Linked DNA regions of Homo sapiens: region 2 is linked to region 1. A link is a loop called in an ENCODE intact Hi-C map of the cell type or tissue named here. Cell type or tissue: Caco-2. All regions are shown on one strand. Each heading gives the region's core, and the rest is flanking DNA. Links, peaks and the distances in the headings are about the cores only.

What was found. Hi-C counts contacts between places; a loop is a spot of excess contacts. Peaks named below come from ENCODE experiments on the same cell type or tissue, not always from the same donor. Only the 100,000 strongest peaks of a DNase experiment are listed, where the experiment ranks them.
Region 2: a loop joins it to region 1, with 8 times the contacts of the local background. A loop is called at or near these places in 2 of 110 quality-filtered maps.

Annotation. Positions count from the first base shown.
Region 1 is chr7:22,780,517-22,793,366 of GRCh38, forward strand. No RefSeq gene overlaps it. Among named protein-coding and RNA genes, the nearest start is that of TOMM7, 36 kb to the right of the region's middle. RefSeq lists an enhancer at 1,528-2,028. In Caco-2, for the core only: no CTCF peak of the experiment used is centred there; a DNase peak (open chromatin) is centred at 5,995.
Region 2 is chr7:22,660,736-22,673,585 of GRCh38, forward strand. It overlaps LOC401312 (a long non-coding RNA gene), which reads right to left and starts at 4,798. Exons shown (of 5, transcript NR_122075.1): 1 at 4,610-4,798; 2 at 2,347-3,181. RefSeq lists enhancers at 3,638-4,245, 4,246-4,854, 4,855-5,461, 8,079-8,707. In Caco-2, for the core only: no CTCF peak of the experiment used is centred there; DNase peaks (open chromatin) are centred at 7,276 and 8,466.

The sequences.
Region 1 (12,850 bases), core at 4,667-7,166:
CCAAATGGGGAAAACTAAGGAAACACTACAACTGAATGCATGACATGGTCCTCGATATTAGTGGAACAATTCATGAAATGTGGGTGAGGTCTGAAGATTAAAATATTGTATCACAGTTAATTTTCTGGTTTTGATCATTGTACATGATTATGCAAGATGTTAACATTTGCAAAAGCTGGCTGAAAAGTATACTAAAAATCTTTGTGCTGTTTTTGCAACTTTGGGTAAGACAAATTATTTCAAGATGAATATTTCTAAAATAGAAAAATTAAATAATGGCACATTCACACAGTGATTATGCAGCCATTTAAAAGGTTTGTAATTATTCTGAATGACACTGGAAAATGTTCACTACATAGCATTATTGGGAGAAAAAAAACAAAAGCCAGTTCACACACTGAAAACTAAAGCCCAGAATGAATCCACTAAAATCTTGAGAGGACATTTCTAAGTAGAAGATTACAGATGCTATGTTCTTAATTAATTTTTTAGTTTCATATTTCCCAATTTTTTCTACCATGAGCATTCACCACTTTTAAAATTGGGGGGAGGATGTTATTTTTAAACACACATCATGATTTTGCATCAAAAAAATTCATTTAGACATATTTCTTCTCCTTGGTTTTAATAAAGAACATTTTTTCAATGCTTTGAGTTTTCAAAACTATGATTTTGATAAGCCAACAATGAGCCTTAGCTTAAGTGAGTTTCTTAATTTGGCATCAGTAACCAAAAATGCTTAATGGTTTCCCTAACTACTTGGAAATGAATTCTTGGCACTATGTCTTCTTAAGTTCTGTGGGTCTCATGTTGAAACAGTTGCTTCATTTCCACTAAATAATTGGAACTATTCCCTGGGTCATCAGAGAAGCTCAAACCTATGCGCATCTGAATCTCAGTCAACAACAGAAGGAAGAGGAACCTAATAATTTCTCCTCAGCCTGTCACAAATCAAGAGAAGAATGCATTTGTGCTGAAGACCGGGAAATTAAAAAGAAAGCAGATTTTGCTGGGAGGCAAGTCAAGGTGGCCACCAGGAATCTTAGACCCCTCGGCTTCAGATGACCATCTTCTGAGTAATCAGGATGTTTAGCAAGGCATACTTGAGGGGGCGTAAAGCATGGCTCCTATCTCAAAATACCTCCTCTGTGAGGTAATGTACGTGACACTGCTGTGCACTTGTGTCTGTTCCTTCCATCCAGGCACTGGCCAAAAAAGCTGTATTTGCTTGGCTCTGGAAGAATTTTTAATTCCAAAATTTATCGCCCCCACTCCTACCATCAAAGTGCAATGTGTCATCTACCAACATTTCACTAAGCAAGTAATTCTAGAACAGAACTGGTTGCAGGCCCACCAGAGGACAAACAATGTGGGGAGCTGGATTCAGAAAGCACTACAGATGGGCACCTTGAAAAGAGAGGTGCAGGACTCCTGCAGCAAGTTCTGCCAAGCCATGGTCCTCTCTGGTGCCATCCTCCTTAGGCGTTCACCACTACCTGCTTGCCAGCATCAGCCTGCCTTCTCAGGGTTATGAGTACATCCCCTCCTCCATGCCATAAGCATTCCCCTAACCCCATGCTGACAAGCTCAATGCCAGGCCCCAGTTCATCTTTCCAGACTTCCAGCTCCCTGCCTCAAAGCCCAATTCCAGCCACAGTTCGGAGCTTTGTACATTGTTGCATCCTTACTTAGCTTTCAACCGCAACTGTATCCCTGCCATCTCTACTTCAATGTTATCTCTGCAGGCCAAACATAACCCACCAGCTGCCAAGGCATGCAGTACCACGCTCAGCCCATCGCTACCCGCCTGGACCCTTGTGGCCTCACCACTTGCCTCCTGAGCCTTCTGTGCCCCTCCCCTGGCCCACCTCCACCATCTGCCTTCTACACTCTGCCTGTCAGGGGCCCAGTCTCCCCACTAGTTTATACCATCTCCCATGTTCTATTTTTATTTGTGCTTGCCCTTGTTCCAGAAAAGACAAGACAACACATACTATAGTCCTACCATGTTTTCTCAGGTGGGCTTCTTAACCCATGTGGCTTCTCATTCTATTTGCCCTATGAAGCACAGGGAATCAAAGACAGCGTTTCTCTGTGACATCAATTCTCGCGCCATCTAAGACAGGTCAACAGTAATGGCAGAGGCCTTCCTCGTAGCAAAGGGAAAACAATAGCAAACCACTGATGTTGAACTACCAGCCAGAAGCCAAGTGAGATATTAAGACAGCAAAGCCACCAGCACCAGGACAGGAGCTCATACCTCTTACCAGATAGATGCTGCTCTCCCACTCCCCCTGCTGGACACCGAGGTCCTGGGGCGATGCTTCCAAAGTCCACAGTCCCCAAATGATCAGACACCCATGTTTGCCCCAAGAGGTGTAGACTAAACGTTAAAGAGAAGCCACACTTGCTAATCTCATATTTAATTATCTTCAATGCCAAATTAGAGAAATGGAGTACCCCTCAGTGGAAAAAGGTAGGTGCTACTTGTTAGGCAGACTGGCTGTGAGCCCCCATTCTGTCACAATCTAGTTAGGGTATTAGGAAAGTTGTTCCAAGTGTCCCTGGGCCTTAGTTTCCCCACCTGTAAAGCACAGGTGACACTACCCTCCCCATATGGTTGATATGAAGATTAAATGAGATAAATTGCAGGCATCCAATTGTTATTGTCCACACCGATTGGCAACTAAGCTCTTGGCACACAATCTCTTGGCACCCCAGTGGCTTCATCTATGTAATTCCAATAATACCTGCTCAGCCTACCTGTGAGACTTGGCTGGGGCAGATGAGAGAACAGATGTTTGTCAAAGCACTCTGTAAATCATTAAGTGCTATGCTAATTCATCAATGACAACAACACCTGTCTGGCACTTTGAAGAGACACAGATGACAATGGTAGTTTTGATCTTTGTGGAGATTTGGAAATTTGTGGATGAAATAAGCATGCATGAGAATAACTGTACTTCAAATAGGAGATTGACTGCCATATTAGTAATAAAGAAAAATAATAATAGGAATGAAAAGAAAAGAAAATTTGATTTGCCTGAGGCAGAGGGTCGAGCAAGAATCACAGATGACCTCATGAGTGTCTCATGCTGCAGCAGGTCATAAAGACAAGTAAGATTGCTGTCAGCAGAGATGAGGAGAGGGCCTCCCAGACCCAAGAAAGAGTGAGGGCCACGATGCAGAGGAATGATGGTTCTGGGGATATGAAGAACTCCAGCTTGACCGCACCCTGCGATGAGGTGCCACAGTGGAGAATGGGGTTATGAGGACAGGTTGGGACACCATAGCGTTCTGTGAGATTGAACATGACAGCCAGGCAGTGCAGAGCCATCTAAGCTTTGTGAACAGCATGTCTGAGGAAGTTTACCAAAGACAATGTGAAGGCTGGCATGAGATGGGGAGAACAGGGGCAAATACAGGAAGGAATCATGATTGCCAAAGAGAGATGGGGGCCTGAAGTGATTCAGGATGCACAGGGGAAAGAAGAGATCAAAGGAAGGGACAAATATAAATGGAAGGTATTACGACCATAGTGCTCATGACAAAGAACCACATTTATCACTCAGTTCCACATGTACCAAAGGAAAATATCAGAAAGATGTCATGAGCTCAAATTAATAGTGATCTTTGGTAATTTACAAAAGGATAGAAGCAGTAAGATGAAGTAACACAAAGCACGTCTCTTACAGACTTCTAGAATTAACAGGGAAAGTAGGAGATGTGGTGCAATTACTTATCATCTGGGTAGGTGAATTTCAGGGGAAGAAAATCTCAGCAATATGCATTTAATCAACATATACTTTGATATCTGCTTTTGCCTAAGAAGTTCAGTAATGTCTTACAAATTGTGTTATGTTTCAGCATATCAAGTTCTGCTTGTAGCTCACTCACAATCATCCAGCACAATGGGGAATTTATCTTGCTGGTATTTCCAGGGAGACTGGGAAACAGCCAGTACAGATCAAACCTTTTCACATCATCACACTATTCACTCTACTGGTTAGAGATAACAAAGACAAACACAATAGGGAATGGTCAATTTATAGCAACAAGGACGAGGCTCATGTTTCTTCAGCATACTTCCTAACATGTCAGCAGTAATTACCACATATTAAAATAAGCCAGACTGGGCACAGTGGCTCATGCCTGTAATTCCAACACTTTGGGAGGCCAAGGCAGGAGGATCACTTGAGACCAGATGTCCAAGACCAGCCTTGGCAACATAGCAAGATTCCATGTCTACTAAATAAATAAATAAAAAATAAATAAATAAATAAATAAATAAAAACAAATAGCTGGGTGTGGTGGCATGTACCCATAGTCCCAGCTACTCTGGAGGCTGAGGCCAGAGGATCGCTGGAGGCCAGAAGTTCAAGGGCCCTGTGAGCTATGATTACAGAACTGCACTCCAGCCTGGGTGACAGAGTGAGACCCTGTCTCTAAAAACAAATAAATAAAATTAGCCATTTCAGTAAGCATATGCTCCCAAATTAAGAAACCTTGTTCCTTATTCCATGACAACTTCAGGGGAAAACATATTTTTCCATTTTTTGGAAGTTTTAAGACATATATGCTCAATGTAGAAAATAAAACCAAAAATAAGAGCATCCTCTGGTGTATGCTAAGGTTGTAAAAAAATTAAAAAAAGAAAGAAGAGCTAATATCCTCCAATATACTATGATTAAGATCAATATTTACTCATTGTTAATCTTTGGGAATACTTCCTTCTAGTTTTATTTCTGTGCTTTTTAAAGAAACATGTTGGCCGGGCGCGGTGGCTCACACCCATAATCCCAGCACTTTGGAAGGCCGAGGCGGGCGGATCACGAGGTCAGATCACGAGGTCAGGAGATCGAGACCATCCTGGCTAACACGGTGAAACCCAGTCTCTACTAAAAATACAAAAAAAATTAGCCCAGCGCGGTGGCAGGCGCCTGTAGTCCCAGCTACTCGGGAGGCTGAGGCAGGAGAATCCCTTGAACCGGAGGCGAAGGTTGCAGTGAGCCGAGATCGCGCCACTGCACTCCAGCCTGGGCGACAGAGTGAGACTCCGTCTCAAAAAAAAAAAGAAAAAGAAAAGAAACATGTTAAGATTACATTATATTTGAAGCTCTGAATTCAGGGCTAAAAAAAAATTAGACTACAAATATGTTGCATTCTTGTATTTTGTTTTGCTCATCATAACAAATATTTCTCCCATTGTTGAAAGCTGGAAGACTCCACTCACAATCCATATTTCTTTAACAAGACAAAGAAGCGAATGTGTATTAATTTAGTAGTGTAATGGGGACTTCCAGTTCCCAGTCCAACATTTAAAGAGCTTGGAAGTCATTGTTCTCATCTTCACAACAAAATGACCTTGTGTAATTCCCTCTTGAGTGTGGGATGGATCTAGTCACTTGCTTCTAATGAATCAAATATGGCAAAAGTGATATACCACTTTTGATATTAGGTTACAAAAGACTGTAACTGACTTCTGTCTTGCTAAATATCTCCCTCTCTTTCTCTCTGGTTCTTTTTGCTGGCTTGTTCTGATGCAAGCAAGCTGCCATGCTGTGAATTATCCTATGGAGAGGTCCACATGGCAAGGATAGAGTTTAAAATCAGCAAGGGAATTCCCTAAATCTGAGGTTTGATGTTTTCATTAATCCTGAAAAAAAATCTCAGTCATTATTAACAAAGGGCATAGGCCAGGTATAAGATTCCAGTTGTCCTCTCCCAATGGAGTTGCACAGACAGTGCTAAATTCTCCCAGCAATGATGTGTGACAATAGATGTGAAGTGTTGCCTACTAGAAAAGCTCACCCAAAGGTTGGTATCCAGGGCTTTTATGGAGTAACCACATGACTAACCTTAACAATGTAAGTCTCTAGTTGCCCTCAGAGGTCAAATTGGTAAGGCAGTGGCCTAGGCCCTCAGGCAAAAAAACAACAAAAACAGGTGTTCATCTTAAATTACATTGTTAATATATAATATCCAGAAGGGCCCATGGCCTCAGGTATACAAATAAACTCTCATGGTGGGATTTTACAAGGGCTTGGAGCTTATCAGCAGGTGGTCAAAGTCCGGTCCTAAAGACATTTGGAATGTGTGGTGTTTGGACAACCCAGGCCTGCTGCGTTAACTCTTTACTGCCATCTGCCATCCTGCCTGCCTTTACTGACAGGAAGCCATCAAGGAAATAGTTGCCTAGATAGCAAAGAGCTCACCAGATGGTACTGGAATTGGGTGCAGTGCTCCCTGGTGCTGTGTGCCCCTTCCCTATGCAGGCAATATGCCCTCAGTAGAACATGTGCTAGAATATGGCCATTCAAGCAGGAAGGGCATCAGTGTTCCTAGCAACGTGGCTGAATAGTCCATCAGTGTGAAGATCTTGCAGGAGGTTCAAGCCCAGGTAAGGTGTTAGGTAGAGTGTGAGTTTACTGCCCTAGAGTGGCAGTGTGATGCAGAGAAATAAATTGTAGGTTTAGAATGAGGACACCTGATCCTGTCATTTTTTCCAACTGGCTTTAGGACCCTCATCTGAAATATTTTCCTATTTATAGATGGGAGGCAATATTGCGTAGCAAGCAAGAGTGCTGGCAGGGCAAGTTCAGTGGGAAAGCAACTTGCGCAGGCACAGAGAGCCCTGTACTCAAAATAACCCTAACCACGGTTTAATGCTCTGCTGTCACCATCTTGAACAATGTTCAAACAAGGAGCCCCATATTTTTGTTTTTCACAGGGCCCCATAAATTATGTAGACTCTCCTGGTGCCAGGTCTGGAGTCAGCCTATGGGTTCAAATCCCTGATCTATCATTTTTAGATGTATGAACTAGGGCATAACATCTAATACCTTTTAGACTTGTTTCCTTGTCTATAAACAGGATTTTAAAAGATTGTTGTGAAGATTAAGGAAATAATATATGGAAAAATATAGCGTTGTATATACATAAATACAGTCATTCCTCAGTATCCATGGGGGATTAGTCCTAGGACCCCCTCAGGTGGCAAAATCCATGGACACTCAAGTCCCTTATATAAAATATTTACACATAACCTATGTACTATCCTCCCACGTACTTGAAATCATCTCTAGATTACTTATAATACCAAATACAATGTAAATGCTATGTAATATTTGTTATACTGTATTTTTTAATTTGTTGGGTTTTTTTTATTTTATTTTACCAGGGAGGCCTGAGAGCCTAGAAAATTTTGTATTATTTTTCATTGTTGTATTTTTTTTATTATTGGGGGTAGTTTTTGTTGTAGTTTTCAAGGCATGGTTGGTTGAATCCATGGATGTGGAACCCATGGATACAAAGGACCAACTTTAGTCATGGGTGGTAACTATTATTTGTTCTCAACAATAAATAACAATAAAATAAAATAATATAAATAATAACAATAAACAATAATAATAGCTATCTATTGCTTTGTAACAAATTACCCCAAAACTCAGTGGCTTAAAACAACAACACTTATTATCTCATGGTTTCTGTGGGTCAGAAATGCCAGTGCAGTTTAGCTAGATCCTCTGGCTCAAAGCCTCTCACCAGACTGCAATCAAGGTGTCAGCCAAGGCTACAGTCATCTTAAGGTTGAACTGCAGAAGACTCTGTTGCCAAGCTCATGCACATGGCTGTTGGCAGGATTCCTAGTAGACTGTCAGAATGAGGGCCTCAGTTCCTTGCTGGCAGTTGGCTGAAGGACACCCTCTGTTCCTTGCTATGTGGCTCTCTCCTTAGGACAATTCACAACATGGCAGCTTGCTGGCATCAGAACAAGCAAAAAGAGCCAGGGAGAGAGACTGAATCAGACAGAAGTCACAGTCTTTTGTAACCTAATATCAAAAGTGGCATAGCATCACTTTTGCCATATTTGATTCATTAAAAGCAAGTGACTAGATCCATCCCACACTCAAGGGGAGGGGATTACACAAGATCATTGTTACAAACTGAACAGAATCATCCTAAAACTTAAATGTTGAAGTTCTAACCCCTAGTACCTTAGAATGTGACTGTATTTGAAGATAAGGTCTTAAAAAGGGTAATACGGCTAATGAAGGTATATAGGTGTGCTTAACTCCAATATGACTGGTGTCCTTATAAGAAGGGGAAGGGGCTGGGTGCAGTGGCTCATACCTGTAATCCCACTTTGGGAGGCGGAGGTGGGATGATAGCTTGAGCCTGGGAGATTGAGGCTGCAGTGAGCCAGGATCACGCCACCGCACTCCAGCCTAGGTAACAGAGCAAGACCCTGTCTCAAAAAAAAAAAAAAAAAAAAAAAACAAAAGCATACCAAGGATGCACGTGCCAGTGGAGAGGCCAGGTAAGGACACAGTGAGAAGATGGCCACCTACAAGCCAAGGAAAGACACTTCAAGAGAAACTAAAACTGTCAACAGGTCTGGTTGGACAGGTTTGATCTTAGACTTCTAGCCTCCAGAACTGTGAGAAAATACATTTCTCATTTAAGCCACCCAGTCTGTAGTATTTTGTTATAGCAGTGCTGACAAAAAGAGTCAAACTCTGTAAAATATTGTAAGAGATTTATTCTGAGCCAAATATGAGTGACCATAGCCCGTGACGCAGCCCTCAGTAGGTCCTGAGAACATGTGCCTAAGGCGGTCTGGGTACAGCTTGGTTTTATATATTTTAGGGAGGTACAAAACAGCAATCAAATATATTTAAGAAATACATTGGTTTGGGCCAGGTACGGTGGCTCACACCTGTAATCCCAGCACTTTGGGAGGCCGAGGTAGGCAGATCACAAGGACAGGAGTTCCAGACCAGCCTGACCAACATGGTGAAACCCATCTCTACTAAAAATACAAAAATTAGCCAGGTGTGGTGGCGGGCACCTGTAATCTCAGCTACTCGGGAGTCTGAGGCAGGAGAATCACTTGAACCCAGGAGGCAGAGGTTGCAGTGAGCTAAGATTGCGCCGCTGCACTCCAGCCTGGGCAGAGAGCAAGGCTCCATCTCAAAAAAAAAAAAAAAAAAAAAAAAAATGAGGTCACACAGATGATTGCAGGATGCTGAAGGCAGAGAATTTTATTGAGCCATGAAAACGGCTCTCAGCGAAGAGGAGAGTTGGAAAGGGGACGGGAAGGGAAGGTCGTCTTCCCCGAAGTCAGGTTGTCTCTTCTCTGAAGTCAGGCCATTTCCCCTCTACCAAGTCTGGGGTCTTTATAGGCACATGATGGGGGCAGGTTGGGCCATAGGTAGTTTTGAAAAAGGCAACATTCAGTTGGTAAAGAAAAAAAAGGCATTATTCAGAAAGAACCAATCAGGAGAGAACAGGCAAACAGCAATAGAAGTTCTCACTTTGGGCTGCCGGTTTCAGGCTGTTTTTTTGTTTGTTTGTTTGTTTGTTTGTTTGTTTTTGAGGGTGAAGGTGGGGTTTCACCGGGGACCCGATCCTGTCTGCCCAGAATTTCTCTGCCTCCTATCTCTATTATTATTTAAGAATTTAAAACTTAAGTAGTCTTTTTTCTTTTTTGAGACAGAGTCTTGCTCTGTTGCCCAGGCTGGAGTGCAATGGCGCGATCTCGGCTCACTGCAACCTCTGCCTCCTGGGTTCAAACAGTTCTTGTGCCTCAGCCTCCCAAGTAGCTCAGACTACAGGTGCTCACTGCCACACCCAGCTAATTTTTGTATTTTTAGTGGAGATGGAGTTTCGTCATGTTGGCCAGGCTGGTCTTGAACTCCTGACCTCAAGTGATCTGCCCACCTCGGCCTCCTAAAGCACTGGGATTACAAGCGTGAGCCACTGCATCCATCCAAAACTTAAGTAGTTGTAGCATGCAGAACATTAAAAAGACTTTTAGGTTCACCCCCATATGTCCTAATATGTTGTATTTCAAAATGTTGTTTTATTTGAGATTAGGCCTATCTTGTTTGCCATCATTTTTAGATCTATGCATTCTCTGATATAATCAGAAAGCAAAATGACAGTCACACATTTTCTTCCAACTGAGCTTTAAAAAAAAAAACCGAAAAAGCATTGACATAGGCTGAGTTTCCTACAGCTACAGGCTTTCAGAGAGGAATCTTATACTTTAAAAAACAGAAATTAAACTAACAGCTCTACAGAGATCTTTTCAATGAAAAATAACTCACAGGAGTTCTTTTCAAAGCATTTAAAAATTCTCATAATCTACTCATCCACATCAACACTTTTAATTAGAGCCTCTGTTTACTTAAAAGGAAGTATAACCAAAAAAGAAATCGAAAGAAAAATAAGATCAAGCCAAGCATATACGTCAACTCCATCTCTCATTGACAACTGTGTCAATTGAAAAAATAGGCCGGGGGCGGTGGCTCATGCCTGTAATCCCAACACTTTGGGAGGCCGAGGTGGGTGGATCACGAGGTCAGGAGTTGGAGACCAGCCCGACAAACATGGTGAAACCCTGTCTGTACTAAAAATACAAAAATTAGCCGGGCGTGATGGCACGCGTCTGTAATCCCGGCTACTCAGGAGGCTGAGGCAGGAGAATTGCTTGAACCCAGAAAGCGGAGGTTGCAATGAGCCGAGATCGCACCACTGCACTCCAGCCTGGACAACAGAGCGAGACTCTGTCTCAAAAAAAAAAAAAAAAAGAAAAAAGAAAGTTGTCTCTAACTTCCAATTCCAGCCATGACAGAGTAAGTCTTAGACTTAGCTTTCCTACCATAAACTGGCCAAAATAGATAAAACAATTTTCAGGGATTGGACACCAGTTAAAACAGTTATGATGTTTGAAAGAAACCAAACGAAGTGAGCTTCATGTCCCCCACTGCTTGGGAAGTTGAGTCCAAGTGGAAAGTTGCATTTGTATAGGGCAGAGGAAAGAGAAACTAGAATTTGTGCCTGCCACAGTGGCTGGGATTTGGAAGCCAGGTGCTGCAGAGCAGGGAATCACACAGAAGAGGACTTCAGAGATTGAACCCTGAAAGTTTATAAACATTCTTCTCAGGTCCTTGAGCCCAGGCCATATGACCTGACTGTAGGGTAAGACACCCAGGGTCTATCAGAGAATAACTGCTGGGAGGCTGGAGAGCTAAACGGAAATCTCAGAGGCCACACAGTGCTGGGAATGTGGTGGCATTCTAATCCAGCCAGGGTAAAGAAATATTGGTGAATTCCCAGACTTCCAGATGAGTCACAAAGCAAAAAAGGTCATGTCCTAAAAATGTACATTACCCTCTAGGAGTAAGGATTATACCCGAGGAGTAAGGTCAAAACTGATGTAAACCCACCATAGCAAAGCCTAAACCCAATTTTCATCAGAATTAAAATTATCTGTCAATAATTTAATTGCCAGCCAGAACAAAATTCAACATTCTTTGGAGGAAGTTAACATGATCCAGAGTTTCTATAAAATGTCATTCATAATATCTAGCATGAAAAGTTTACCAGGCAAGAAACTGGTTAAAGTTACTAATAGCCAGCCAGGCACAGAGGCTCATACGTGTAATCCCAGTGCTTTGGGAGGCTGAGATGGGAGCATTGCTTAGAGACAAGAGTTTGAGACCAGCCTGGGCAACAAAGCAAGTCCCTACCTTTACAAAAAACAAAAATAAAAAAAGTAGCCAGGCATGGTGGCACACAGCTGTAGTCCCAGCTACCCAGGAGGCTGAGGCAGGCAGATCACTTGAGCTGGGAGTTCAAGGCTGCAGTAAGCTATGATTGTGCCACTGCACTCCAGCCTGGATGACAGAGCAAGACCCTATCTCTAAAAAAAAAAAAAAAAATTTTATTTTTATTTTTACTTTTTAAGTGACTAGTAGCCAAGAGATGGAAGCAGGTAGAGATGATCCAGATATTGAAGTTAGCTAGAAAGACTTCAAAATAACTATAATTAATATGTTAAAGAAAAGAGGGGTAAAGATTGACAATGAGAATGAAAAGATGAAGTATAAAATCAGAGAATTAGAATCTTTTTTAAAGAGAATTAAGTAGACATTCAATATTTGTAAAATACAATATCAGAAATTAAGAATTTATCAGCTGGATTCACAGTGCAAAAGAAAACAAGATTAATTAATTTGAAGACAGGTCAGAGGAATATATCCAAACTGAAACACAGAGAGAAAAAATAACAGTCACCTTAAATATATTATTTGGGAGATACTCCCCTCATTCACTCCTCTTTTTATTCTCCTTTCTCCCAGGCAACTTATTTTTTCTAATAAGAAAAAGCAGGTGAGAGTGGGATGTAAAATAATACGTGGCTATGGCCGGGCACAGTGGCTCATGCCTGTAATCCCAGCACTTTGGGAGGCCAAGGCAGGCGGATCACCTGAGGTCAGGAGTTTGAGACCAGCCTGACCAACATGGAGAAACCCCGTCTCTACTAAAAATACAAAAAAATTAGCTGGGCGTGGTGGCACATGCCTGTAATCCCAGCTACTTGGGAGGCTGAGGCAGGAGAATTGCTTGAACTTGGGAGGCGGAGGTTGTGGTGAGCCAGGATCATGCCATTGCACCCCAGCCTGGGCAACAAGACCGAAACTCTGTCTCAAAAAAAAAAAACAAACAAAAAAAAACAACTTGGTTGGGCACAGTGGCTCACGCCTGTAATCCTAACACTTTGGAAGGCCGAGGTGGGAGGACGCCTTGAGCCCAGGAATTCAAGACCAGCCTGGGCAACACAGGAAAACTCCATCCCTACAAAAAACACAAAAATTTACAAAAAAACACAAAAATTTAGCTGTGTGAAGTGGCATGTGCCTGTAATCCTAGTTACTCAGGAGGCTGAAATGAGAGGATCCCTTGAGCCTGGGCATTCTAGCCTGGGCAATAGAGCAAGACTCTGTCTCAAAAATAAAATAAAATAAAAATTTAAAACAAAATATACCAAGAGAAGCTTGGA
Region 2 (12,850 bases), core at 6,205-8,704, 120 kb before region 1:
AGAGCAGCGGCTATGGTGAGAGCACTAGGTCATTCCATTCACCTTCCTCTTGTATGTTTCCCCAGGAAAAGAAGACCACCAGAATCTAGAAGAGCTGCTGTCAGAACTTATGATAGGAAGCAAGTGACTCTGAGGTGCAAAGAGTGGACTGCGGTGAACCTGCAGTGTATCACCCAGGTTTATCGCCCCCTTCAGGACTCAAGCACTCATTTCCCCACCTGCAGGGAATGTTGGTGGCTAACAGCTATCAGCTCTTGCTCTTCAGGCATTGCCCTTTGCTGAACAGTTTCTTTGCCCAAGATCACATCCCCATCCCAGGGACATCTGATATCCAATGATTAACTGATGTAGGGCTATAAGACCAACCTCAATTCAAAATAACCTTGAAGGGTTATTGCAGCTACACAGCCACTGATGGGATTAGTGAAGTTTTCTTACAACTGCATCAGAATTCTCCTTCTCCCTGTGCCCAGTAATGCTATCTACACTTTCCCAAAAGTACCGATCTCAAAAGGACTCCTCAGTAACGTTCCTGCATGCAAATCTCCATCTCATAATCTGTGTCCCAAGGAACCCAACCTGCAATGCATGCATTGTCTCATTTGATCCTCTCCACAAGATCAGAACTGCTATTATCCCTATTTTACAGTGGAAATTCAAGCCCCAAGAGCTTCAGTAAACTTGCAAACTCCCTGATTTTAGAGTCTATGCTCTTAACCAACCTGGATCAGCAAACTGTAATCCCTATGCTAGAATTAGGCAAATATTTCCCTGGATGAGACGCTCTAGGTGCAGCCAGCTGAGCACTAACTAGTCAGATGTTTCTTTTCATCATGTGTTCCCTGGGACCTACCTGGAAATTTCAAAGGAAGGTAAGAGAGAACTTCTGCAACCCAGCTCCTCTCTCCAGGCTCTTTAAGCCTCCTCACCTTATTGCTCTGGGTTCCAGGGGTCTTCTGTGAGCTCCCAATCAAGTTTAGCATTCTCTCCTGTGCTTGTGATGTTGTGCAGAGGAGTCCTCCTGACATGATCAGCTGCCACCCCAGCCACCTGGGTCCCAGATCTCAAGATAACTGGAGTGACCCAAATGCAGATCTTGGTCTTCTGAATCCAGTTGTTTAATAAGTGATTTGTGGCTGGACAGTTACATAACTGTAGAGATCACCCAGGTTTGTATGGGGTCTCACTTCCCTCTCCACCCTCAGATTGTCTGTCCCTCCCTAGAGTAAAGCTACGTCACATAGTCTCCCCCAAGTTCCAATGTGTTAGTGCCAGATATACGGAATGCTTGTTGGGAATGTGGCTTAAACTGTCTCTACTGTGACAGAAGGACAGACTGTCATCAACTGCTGCAGGTAACCTAGAAACCCTTTGTCTTTCACAACAACTTTTTGTTATTTTATTCTCTGAGCCATCTCTTAGACAATGTCTGGATTCCCATCAACTTCTGCACATAAACAATATTTATAAGTAACCAGGCAGAGCAATGGAGTGTGTTTAGTCATTTTGCATAAGAACTTCCCTTGCACAAGTTCTATATATAACTCAGTTGGCAACCCCCTTTTCTACCCATTGAGGCACCAGTGCAGAACATGTTCTTAGGAGCACTCACAGCCCCTCCACTGTGGGTTTCTTGAGGTAATAGAAAGAAAATTCCAGGTGTTACTGTTCCCCAACCCCTTAAATACACAGCCCCCAGTGTCTCCTACACTTAGCCCCCATTACTCCCAATCATGGTTCCTCTGTTTATGAAGGTCTGCCTCCTTCCTCTGCCCCACATGTCAACCTCATTTCTGTCCTTGTTCTCTTCCCATGGCACTTTCCAGCCTTCTCCCCACAGCAGGATCTCCTTTGACTCTCTTCAATAATCTGCATACACTGTGTGCTTCCCCAAGATACCATCCCTGAAGAGCCCCATTTCACTCTGACTATTCACAAAGCCTCATTAGCATGTTCTTGTACAGTACTCACTAGCTTTGAATGGAACCTCATGCCCTTTTAGAGTCAGAATACTAAGTTCAGACACTGCCACTTACAGGAATGTGATCTGGGGGAAGTTCCTTAACTTCTCCAAGCTTCACTGTTTTCACTTGTAAAATGGCAATAGTAAAGCCTACCCAATGTGCTTGCAGAGAGGACGAATGAGGTAACGCAGTAAAAAGTAACCTTTAAATTTTAAAGTTCTATATGAATGTGAGTTATCATTATTGTGTTGTTTCTCCCCTCTGAGCTCTCTGAGGTCACATCTTTTACTTCCTTTCTCTCCCTGGGTCACACACAGTGACAGTAACACTGTAAGCTAATATTAGATGCAGAATTAAGAATGAATAAAAGAAAACCACTCACCAATCAGAATTAGGCAAAATCCTAACCATATTAAATCTATTGTAGACTGTTCCACAGAGTCAATCTAGAAACTGCTCTATAGGGAAACATCCTGAAAAGACATGAAAATTCATTTACAGTACATGCTTGCAAATTTATGCTGAGAGGAAAAGGAATAGCATCAAAACACATCCACTCTTCCTTCTAACACAGGGCCAATGTTGCTAACAAGAGACAGGCTGGCCTCGGGAACACTTGTTAGCTTTTCCCAAAAAGGCTGCTACCTTTAAATGACCAGTTATCTCCCTTAAAGAATCATTTTTTATCCCATAATATCAGTTCCTCTTCAACATCTGATGCAACTCTTAGTGTTTTCCATTGCTTTCTAGCTGTGTCAGATTTCCCTAGAAGACAGAAATGAAAGTGATGACTAAGAAGATTGCACTGAAATTTCAAATATTTGGCCTACACATTGATTCCCCCACCCACCCCTCCTATTCCGGTCTTCTTGCCCTCCACGGGGGGAAATCACTATTTCTGTGCAGTGTAAAACCTTCAGCTTTCACCATTACATGTAGACTTACAATCTTTAAACACAAATTTAGTTCATTTAGTTGGAACCACACAAAGTAGAACCTACTTGGAGATTTCAGATTTTTTTTTCTATTTCCCTGACGATCTTCTAAAGATATAGAAAGTTACATGTCAGAAGTATACCAATCGTGATCAGTTTCCCCTGTCACTTAGAAGCGACAAAGCATTTACTTATCTCCTCCACAGTGGCCCATTTTCTATATCGCAATCTTGCCTCCAAGTCAAATTGTTCAAAGCACCATGTCTGGAATGAAGAAGGGCACTGGGAAAAAAGAAAAATAGCAAGATGGAGGAAATACCAATCATATGCAGTATTTCTTCAGGCCATCTCAACATACTTCACATTTCCTTCACAGGAACAAGATAAGATTTCTCAACTGGGTATTTCTTTTAAACGTCCAAACTTGGCAGTACTTTAATGGATATCTAAGATAATTAAATGATTAGGGTGACGTATTAATATAGGTCATCGGACGGGCACGGTGGATCACGTCTGTAATCCCAGCATTTTGGGAGGCCGAGGCGGGTGGATCACTTAAGGTCAGGGGTTCGAGACCAGCATGGCCAGCACGGTGAAACTCCATCTCTACTAAAAATACAAAAAAAAAATTAGCCGGGCGTGGTGGGGCACGCCTGCAGTGCCAGCTACCTGGGAGGCCGAGGCAGGAGAATGGCGTGAACCTGAGAGGCAGAGCTTGCAGTGTGCCGAGATCGTGCCATTGCACTCTAGCCTGGGTGACAGAGCAAGACTCCGTTTCAAAAAAAAAAAAAAAAAAAAAAAAAGGATATTTTCCAGTTTCCAGTACACCCTGTTCCAGATATGCTCACTCAAGTCAAAATTACCGAGTGTAGTGGACATTTTAGCCCTACTCTCAAGCAAAAGGCAGATTTTCATAGGTCCATTTCTACCATTATTTCACTAGGTCTCCCAAGCTTCCAAAAGGTAGATCATGTGCTCGCTTCAGCATCCCGTATACTAAAATTGCAACAAAACAGAGAACACTAGCAATTTTAAAAAATAAAAATAAAGCAGATCATTAGACGACCAAAACTGTCATGGAGGGATCTTTCACATGGACAAGTGGTACCCCCGGTGTAGTTCGGAGCATCCCACAGGAACTCTACACCACCTCAATGTAGTGATTGAAAGCCAGGCACTGGAAGGACAAAGTTGAGCAAAACCACCCCGAAACATAAGAAGTTCCTGGCCCTAGGCTGACTCCCTAGCAGGTCATTTTACACCAGTCACGGAAAGACAGAGGGGCAGGAGTTGAGGGGGAAGTGGGGGCCCAGGGAAGGAGTTATCTGATCAAGTCTTAAAGGATAAACAGGAAACTGGACAGCAAAAGGGGAAAAAAGTAGCCAATCCGGGCAAAGACAGCACCATCAACAAAGAATCAGGACGAACAAGAGAATGCCCTGTGCAAACATCAGCAAACGTCTGCCCCGTGTGTGTTTGTGTGCGGCCGCCAGGTGTGGCGTCATGGCTGCCATTTTGTTCTTCTCTGGTTGGCTCCTTGGGCGCCTACAGCCTGTGAAGCACTGCCTGACGCCTACCGCTCGCCCACCTCCCCGCCTCCTCCGGGCGCTGCAGCCTCCAGGGATCCCTCCGCCCCCCACCCCCGGGAAACCTGGAAGTGGCCACCAGGCCCGGTGGTCCGAGGTGAGCTAAGGAAGGAGCTTTACCCACCTCGTGGCCCGCAGTGATGAGGCGGCCCGAGCAGCGGGTCGTCTTCCAGAAGAGTCAGAGAAACAGTCCTGGCTTGCTTCACCTCAGCCCCCTGGGTTCCCTCCAAACCAGAGGACGCAGAAATGCCTGGGTCTGAGGGGGCTGGGTGTGCTCGGCCTGGGTAGTCTCGAAAGTCGCCAAGGCTACCTCAGAATCCCCCGCCCTCCGGCCAAGCTCCTCTCCCCCAGGCGCTGCCCCACGCTCCTCGCCGCCCTTCCCTCTGCCTGGGGGCCGGCGAGCTTGTGGCCGCCCAGATACGCCTGGATCCTCGCCGGGACCTCGGTGGAGCGCTTCCCGCCCTCGGCACCCCTACCCCCGGTGGCCCAGACGCGCCCAGGTCCTCGCCTGAGGAAACTCCGAGGACACCCGACCTCCCGCTCTCTCTCAAACCGCCCCCCTTCGCCCCCCTGCCCGCGTCGTTTCTTTCTCCTGCTCTCCAAATGGCTTTTCCACACCAGAAACTGAACAGCAAGTGTGGCCCGGCGCGTCTGGGGACAGGGTGGAGGGGGACTGACAGTTTTACACTCTTCAGTAGTTGTGAGTGTTGTACTGTTGTGTGTGGATTGCTTATTCCCGAAGTGTAACTTGTTTGGAAAATTAATTGCGAAAGAAAAGTCATTTTTTTGAGCCCCAGAGTTTTCAGAATATTTTGCGCAATGCCATACTGATGCTCGCCTTCCCTTTGTACTCAAAAGGCTTCATTGAAACGAATCACACTGGTTAAAAGTCAGTTTGGTTTGGTGTCGTGGTGGTGGTGGTGAATGAGTCACATAGGTTAAAAACTCAGTTTGTGGTGGTAGATCTCAGATACTAAACCCACTGTGAGATCTTAATCAAGTGTCTTTACCTCTCTGTGCCTCAGTTTCCACATGTGTAAAATGGGAATAATTATAGTACCCATGTCACAGATTTATGGTGAGATGAAATGAACTCACGTATATGAAGCACTTGGTGTCTGCCACAGAGTGGATGCTGGAGAATGGCTCACTGCCATTATCCTTATAGATTGCCGCTCACCTCTGTCACCTTTTGCTCCAGTCTGTGGTGAGAAGTTTCAGGGAAGTAAAGCATGCCTCTGAGAAGGATGATACGTGGATTGAGTAGAAAAATGGAATTCCATGTTGGTCAAAGGGTAAAAATTTTCAGTAATAAAATGAGTAAGTTCTGGGAGTCTAACATATAGCATAGTGACTATAAATAATAATATTGTATTGTTTACTTGAAATTTCCTGAGAGTAGATCTTAAGTGTTCACATACACACAATGGTAGTTATGTGATATGATGGATGTGTTAACTTGACTGTGGTAATCATTACTCTGTGTATGTGTATATATGTGTGTATATATGTGTGTGTGTGTATATATAAAGTCATCACTTTGATATACCAAATTTTTATTTGTCAATTTACCTCGATAAAACTGGAAAGAATGAAATTTGAGAGTTTTCAAAACCTTAATCTCCATCCTGCAGGAGAAACATTTCCTTTCCCCTGTGGCACACAGGACAAAGTATAGGAGCTGAGTCAGGGACAAGGGCCCAAGCTCATGCTCCTCCACTAGCCTGTGGGTTGATTCTTGGGCAAACTGCCAATGTCTCTAAGCCTCAATTTGTTCACATGGAGCCAAGTGAGCCCCATGTGTATGAAAGGGCTTTGTACCCACTAAAAGCCTGAAAATTTGAGGTGCAGTTATTTTGAAAATACACAATTGATGGCCTATAAATAGAACAGGTGAGTTAAGTGGAACATTGACAACCATATGGAAGTTTATACAGTGCCACGAGAAAAGCTTGATTTTTTTGTTAAAGCTCAGCAGCGGTTAAATCAACTGCTAAAGGAACAGCCCCTTCCCAGAATGTTTTCTCTTTTTTTGAGACAGAGTCTCGCTCTGTCATCCAGGCTGGAGTGCAGTGGCACGTTCTCAGCTCACGGCAACTTCCGCCTCCCAGGTTCAAGTGATTCTTCTGCTTCAGCCTCCCGAGTAGCCGGGATTACAGCCACATGCCACCACATCTGGCTAATTTTGGTATTTTTAGTAGAGACGGGTTTCACCATGTTGGCCATGCTGGTCTCGCCCTCCCAACGTGCTGGGATTAGAGGCGTGAGCCACCGCACCAACCCCTCAGAATGTTTTCTTGATGGGGTTGCTGGCACTTGCTCTTCTGCCACTGCGGTAGGGTAGAAAAGCCCTGTGACTCTGAGGGATTCCCTTTCTTTCTCTTCCAGATGTTTCCTCTGGGATCCACACTCTGGGTCCTTTCATATCTCTGGAAATAAATTGTCCCCTTCAAATTCAAAGCACCAAAACATACTGCAAGTTCCCACAGTTCAGGCTGCAACTACTTTTAATCAGTTCTAAGAAATCTCAGGGAACCAAGTTCATCAGTTCCGTGACTTCAGAATAAGTCACCTAATCTCTCTTGGCTGCAGCTTCCTTACAAGGAAAACGATATACCTCAAATTCTGAGTCACATGAGCTTGGCAGAAATGTAAACAGAGTTTCCACTGTTTCCTATCTCTCTATCCTTTTCTGGTTAGTTCCATGAACTTCCACCCCTAGACACAGGCTGAAATCCACCTCACCCTCAGCAACCTTGGATTTTGAAGAAGGTGGGGCCTGAGTTGTTTTGAGTTCTCAGTTGCAAAGTGCTGTTCTCAGGCCAGCCCTGGCCTACCTGCCTAGAGCTATTGTTAGTAAATTCTTGCTTAGTGAAGAGACAAAGGAAAAATGCATGTCTGAATGGATTAGCTTGATCACTCATTCAACAAATATTTACTGAGTGTGTCTATTATTTACCATGGCTTACAGTTCTCTAAGGAGGTGATCCACCTGTTAAGTGGAGGTGGAGGGGGTAGGGGAGGCTTCCCTGAGGAAGTGAGACCTGAAGGAAGAAGAGGAATAGTCAAGAAAGCCAGTCCACAGCCCTGCAGTGGGAAAGAAGGAAGTAATGAATGCATGGATGGATGGATGGATGGATGGATGGATGGATGGATGGATGGATGAAAAAATGAATGATTGAATAAACGAAAGGACAGACCAATGAATAAGCGGTCCGGCCTCCCCCTTGGTTACTGGCACGCTACCCTCATTGGATTTCTTTCTCAATTAGCACATCCTATTGCCAGGCACATGTGATGACATTCAATCCTATAAAGCAGTTATGAGTCCTGGACACCTACCACTGTGATGAGAAGAGACTCCTGCAGCACTTACACAAACATTTCCAGGGTTCCTACTGGTTGGAAAGCACTCATTATCCAAATGAAGGGCGGAGAAATCTCAGACTTTTTCTACTTCAGAGGAGCCATTCCTTTCAGCTTTTCACATTCACCCCCATTTTTTCTAGTTAATAGCTTCCATTTCAGCCCTCTCCATTGTCAACATCATTGAAACATCTCATATGGGCTACAGAATTTTCATTTTTTGGGTTTGGTTTTGCGTTCTGGGTGTGTGTATGTGTGGTGGTTTTCGGTTTTTTGTGTGTTTTTTTGCAATAAAATCCAGTAAATACCATATAGACTTCAACTGTGTCTTTCTTTCATGGTAAAAAAATACTCAAGGGAGATAAGTTCACTACGTAGAAAGAAGAAAAACTTTTGCTATTCCTGAGAAGGGGAGAAGGAGGGAAAAACAAAAACCCCTGTAAATGTCACTAGTGACTAACTCCATCTATTTTTGGAAGGCCCTAGGGGGTTTTAGGGCTTTCCATGCAATAGATTAAATAGTAACATTCCTCTGAAAAGGAATGTGCAGCCTTGCTCCCTGGAGTGCTCACCTGCAACAGCTGTCATTAAGGGCCCAAAAGGCGAGTGGAGTTGATGGGGCCCACAGCGCACAAAGCTTCCATCTTCACCTCCACCAGCTCTCAGGGACCATAGAACATTGGCGTCTTTTAAGCCCATGAGTCAAGTGTGTCCCTTGTCTGCTAGGTTTCCCCAGGCCACTGTGGACATGTGACTGTGCCTTTTTAGCACCTGCTTCTTCTGTCATGAACTCCATGCATACCTGACTTAAGACAGCAGACCTCTCAGGTCAGATGCCCAGGTTCATTCCCATGAGCTTGCCCTGAGCCCTATCAAATCAATGTGTCTCCAAAGAAATATACCGCTGTCAAAATTTAGAAAGCTCGTTATTGTTAAAAAAAAAAAAAAATCACATTTGTATTATGCTGGTATTTGTTGGAGGAGGAGTGGACAAAACAGCAAAGAAATATGACCTGGCTGTGGTGTTTAAGTACTACCATGTTTAAAAGGACTTATACTTGGAACTTTGTTTTTTCCCATACCAGGTTGAAGGTGTTAGGTTAAAAATAAGTTTTTACAACGGTGGTTCATTATATGAATCTCTCTACTTTTGTGTAACTTCATGCTGGAAATTTTCCACGATAAATGGTTACAAAAAGAAAGATAAGTAACACAGCATTTCACATGCCACAGGATCCTTGCTGCTTTACTTCCCTTCTTCGGCTCCACTAAGACTCCTCAACTAGCAACCTCTGAAAGATGAGCTTCCAGCTGTGTTATGCCTTAACACCTGGAATCCCGGATGTTGCCACCGGAATCCCAACTCATTTCATTTCAGTTGCTTAGAAGCAGGGCTCAATTTTTTACATCTTAACATTTTACCAATACTTCCATAAAGGAACTCTGTCCTCACCATGATAGAAATTAAAGGTTCTATTAAAGTTTTTGTCTAAGAAGAAAATTACATATTAACAGGCATTCTGGTGTTATTTTTACCCTTTATTTAAAAGGTTAAGGTTCTAAGGACATTAAAAAATTGCAATAGTATTATTGGGAGTAAATTTCATTCCCATGTTTAGGAAACATGAATTAGCAAATGATGATGTCATAGTTGAATTTTGCAATACAATTAAGGATTTTATAACTACCTTAAGTCTAAACCACAATACATATAAGGCATGGAAAATAAATTCTATAAATGTCATTGTCACAAATAAAAAATCCATTGAACATTTACAAAGTTAATAATAATTCATAATGTGCTTATGAATAATCATGAAGGTGAAGTATATTAGCTTAAGAACTTCTTAAGAATTGTTATAAAAATTCCACATTCCATCTACACCACTTCTGGTTAGCAGGGGTATTCTACTCCTAATTAAAAACGCTTCTCTTAGCAGATGTTTTCTAATACACCCAAGGCCAGAACAAGTTGGCTTCCCCTTCCCTCCTGCCCTGTAGATGGAGACTGGCAAACACATGGATAGGACAGACAGCTGAGGACTGAATGCCAACCTTAACCAGAGCACTATCCCACCCCATTCCACAGCTTGGCCCTGACATCAAACCAGCTTCCTGGGCTCCAGATTAGAACAGCAAGCAAATTCCTCATGTTCCATTAAAGTGTCCTTAGATAATTCAAAAGAAAACCTTACAATCTGCTTGAAAATATGGGTCATTTTGAACTAATAGGATGACAGCCAGTCTGAATTCATGAAAACCCACTTTATACTTTTTTTTTTTTCCATAAGAAGTGCTGCTACACCCCTGGGCCCATCTGCAGACGAGCTGCCCTGCCCAAGCCTTTGGGGAAGCAGCCCCCTTTATACTTTAAGTAATTTATAGAAGTTTTTAAAAATATTTTTATTACTTTCAAAATCATGATGTAATTTAGGATAAGCTGGCAAAGTACTGTTTTATGGGTATTTCTTGCTTAGTGGCTAGGTACGAAAGACTTCCAAGGCAACCATTCATTAAGTTCTAAATTTTCTAAATACAACTTGGAAATCATTCATTCTTTGAGTTTTGTTTGTTTTTAAGCTTTTAATAAAATTATATTCCCACTCAAACGTAATAACAATGGTTCTCACCAGTTAGAATTGAGATTTACCACTGGCCACACTATCTTAATTAGGCTATGACCTCTTGTTGGAGCAGGAGTTGCAGGCAAGCCTTCAAAAAGGCCATGCTGCACCACCTGGGCTTTCTCAAGAAACTCTGCTCGGGAGGAGAGGACCTGGCAATCTGGATATGCAAATGCAGAGCAAAGCGTGACTCAAGGGCATCAGTGCAGCTTCCCAGAGGTGCCCAAGCAGAGCAGGGGTGCCATGTTGAGGATGAGTGCATGCTGTTATTTCAGCATACAAGTCAGTTCGGGTCGCATCACATCCATGTCCCTCTCTCACCCTCACACACACAGCAAGTGCACTTGCTCCATGTATCAGCCTTCTTTCTCTTGCCCACAGCTGTCCTGCAGAAGTTGATATATTGACCCACATTCCAGAATCCTGAGGAAGCCTAGCCCAACTTCTTGAAAGCCAGCACCAAAATACTCTTATTTGTATATTAAATGAGAGAATCAAAATTCCAGTATGCTTTGTCTGATGAAAAAGATGCAGGGAAGTGAAGCTCCATGTAAACAATTACCCAAGTTCAGAAAGGCATGATTTGGCCAAGCAGATATGAATCATTATAAAAGCAAGACTTCTAGTTTTACTTGAAGAGTTAAAGATGTGTGTTTATTTCCTCCAAACCTACTTAAAGGACATTACAAAAACAAATTTTAAGAAAAAATAACACTAAGCAGCCAAGGCAGTCTGCCTGTAGGACTCCAGCCACCAGAGTGGGCAGAGTGCAATACCAGCAAAAAACAGGATTAGGGGATAGGGTCAAACTGGAATGAGGAAACATGTCCACACACATCCACACCAATATTGCCCATGTTGTCAACCTTTTGGAGGCTCAGCTTCAGAATGCTTGGAAGGCAAGTTTCTGTCCTTTAGGCAAGAGATTAGACAACTCCCCTCAGGGGAAACTAAATATCAAAGGGAAACCTGCCTTTGCACATTTAAAGTTCTTCCAATGGAAAAAAATGGGAGACCTGCCAGATCACCCTTCAGAGAAGCCCAGCAGCTAATGAAATCCCCCTAAATAAGGCTTCCAATCAACATTTTAGTGCCTCTCCCTTAAAAATAAGTGACCAGTGCTGGGTGGGGTGGCACAAGCTGGTAATCCCAGCTACTAGGGAGGCTGAGGTGGGAACATTCCTTGAGCCCAGGAGTTTGAGTCCAGCCTGGGCAACAAAGTGAGACTCCCATCTGTAAAAAATAACTAAAAAACAAAAATAAATAAGTGGCCAAGATATTTGTGAAAAGCAACTCTCTTGAAGGAAACTAACAGAAATAAGAAATTCAGAAGAAATAAACAAGGAGATAAAAAAATGTTTTCAGGTAATATTAATGTCCTCAGAGAGATAGAAGATATATTCATGAAACAAGACATCATTTTTAAAAAGAGAGCTCTTGGGAATTCTAAATGTGATAGCAGAGATTAAAAGCTCAATGAAAGGGTTAAATAATAAACTTGAGGAAATCTCACAGGAAGTATAAGATAGAGACAAAGAGATTGAAAAGGGAAAGAAGATTTTTTTAAAAACAGGATCCATCCAGGAAGGCCAATACCCAGAAGGAGAGAATAAAGAAAACAGAATGAGAGAAAGAGAGAGAAATATAATCCTGATACACAATGCAGCTCAAATGTAGTTAGGGCTGACATAATTTAGCACATCATAGAATGTCGAGGTCTCAGCCAACAGTGGCAAAACCAGAAAACCAACAAAATTTACAATGCAGAGTCCTCAACAGGCTCAGGAACTGGCAGTTTCAGATAGTGCTTCTGAAACTGAAGGTTACGGTGAAAGAAACCAATCTAGGATGGGCTGGGTAAAAGCTGTGTGAGAAGCAATCAGAGCCTTCATTCCCCTCTCTGCTCCACATCACTGAGTATGTCCTCTTCCCCTCCCCCATACAAGATGGCAGGTTTATTCTTTGAAGGAATCCTTCCTGACCGGAGGTCAATTGGCACAGCGGTTGATTTGAGAACAGTAACACAAACCATAAAATGGTGAGACCCGCAGCCCTTCTTCCCCAGCTCTGTTTCCCCAATTGGCCATCAGAACAGTGACAGCATACTTGTAACCTTGGCAGGAGATTAGAAAGGTTTCTTTCTGAGGAATCTGACCAGTCCATGAAAAAAGGTCAGAAAATACTGAAGCAAAAAAGTTTCCTAAAACAAACAGTGCTTCCAGCTCACCCTACAGTGAAGCTCAAAGTCAACAAGCCTTGCCTGCAAGTTGAGAGCATCCAATCCACTTTTTAGTCCTCTAATCCTGAACAAACATCCAAGGGTGCCAGATGTCTAAGGAAAGCCCAGGGCAAGAAAACTGGAGAACAAAACAAAT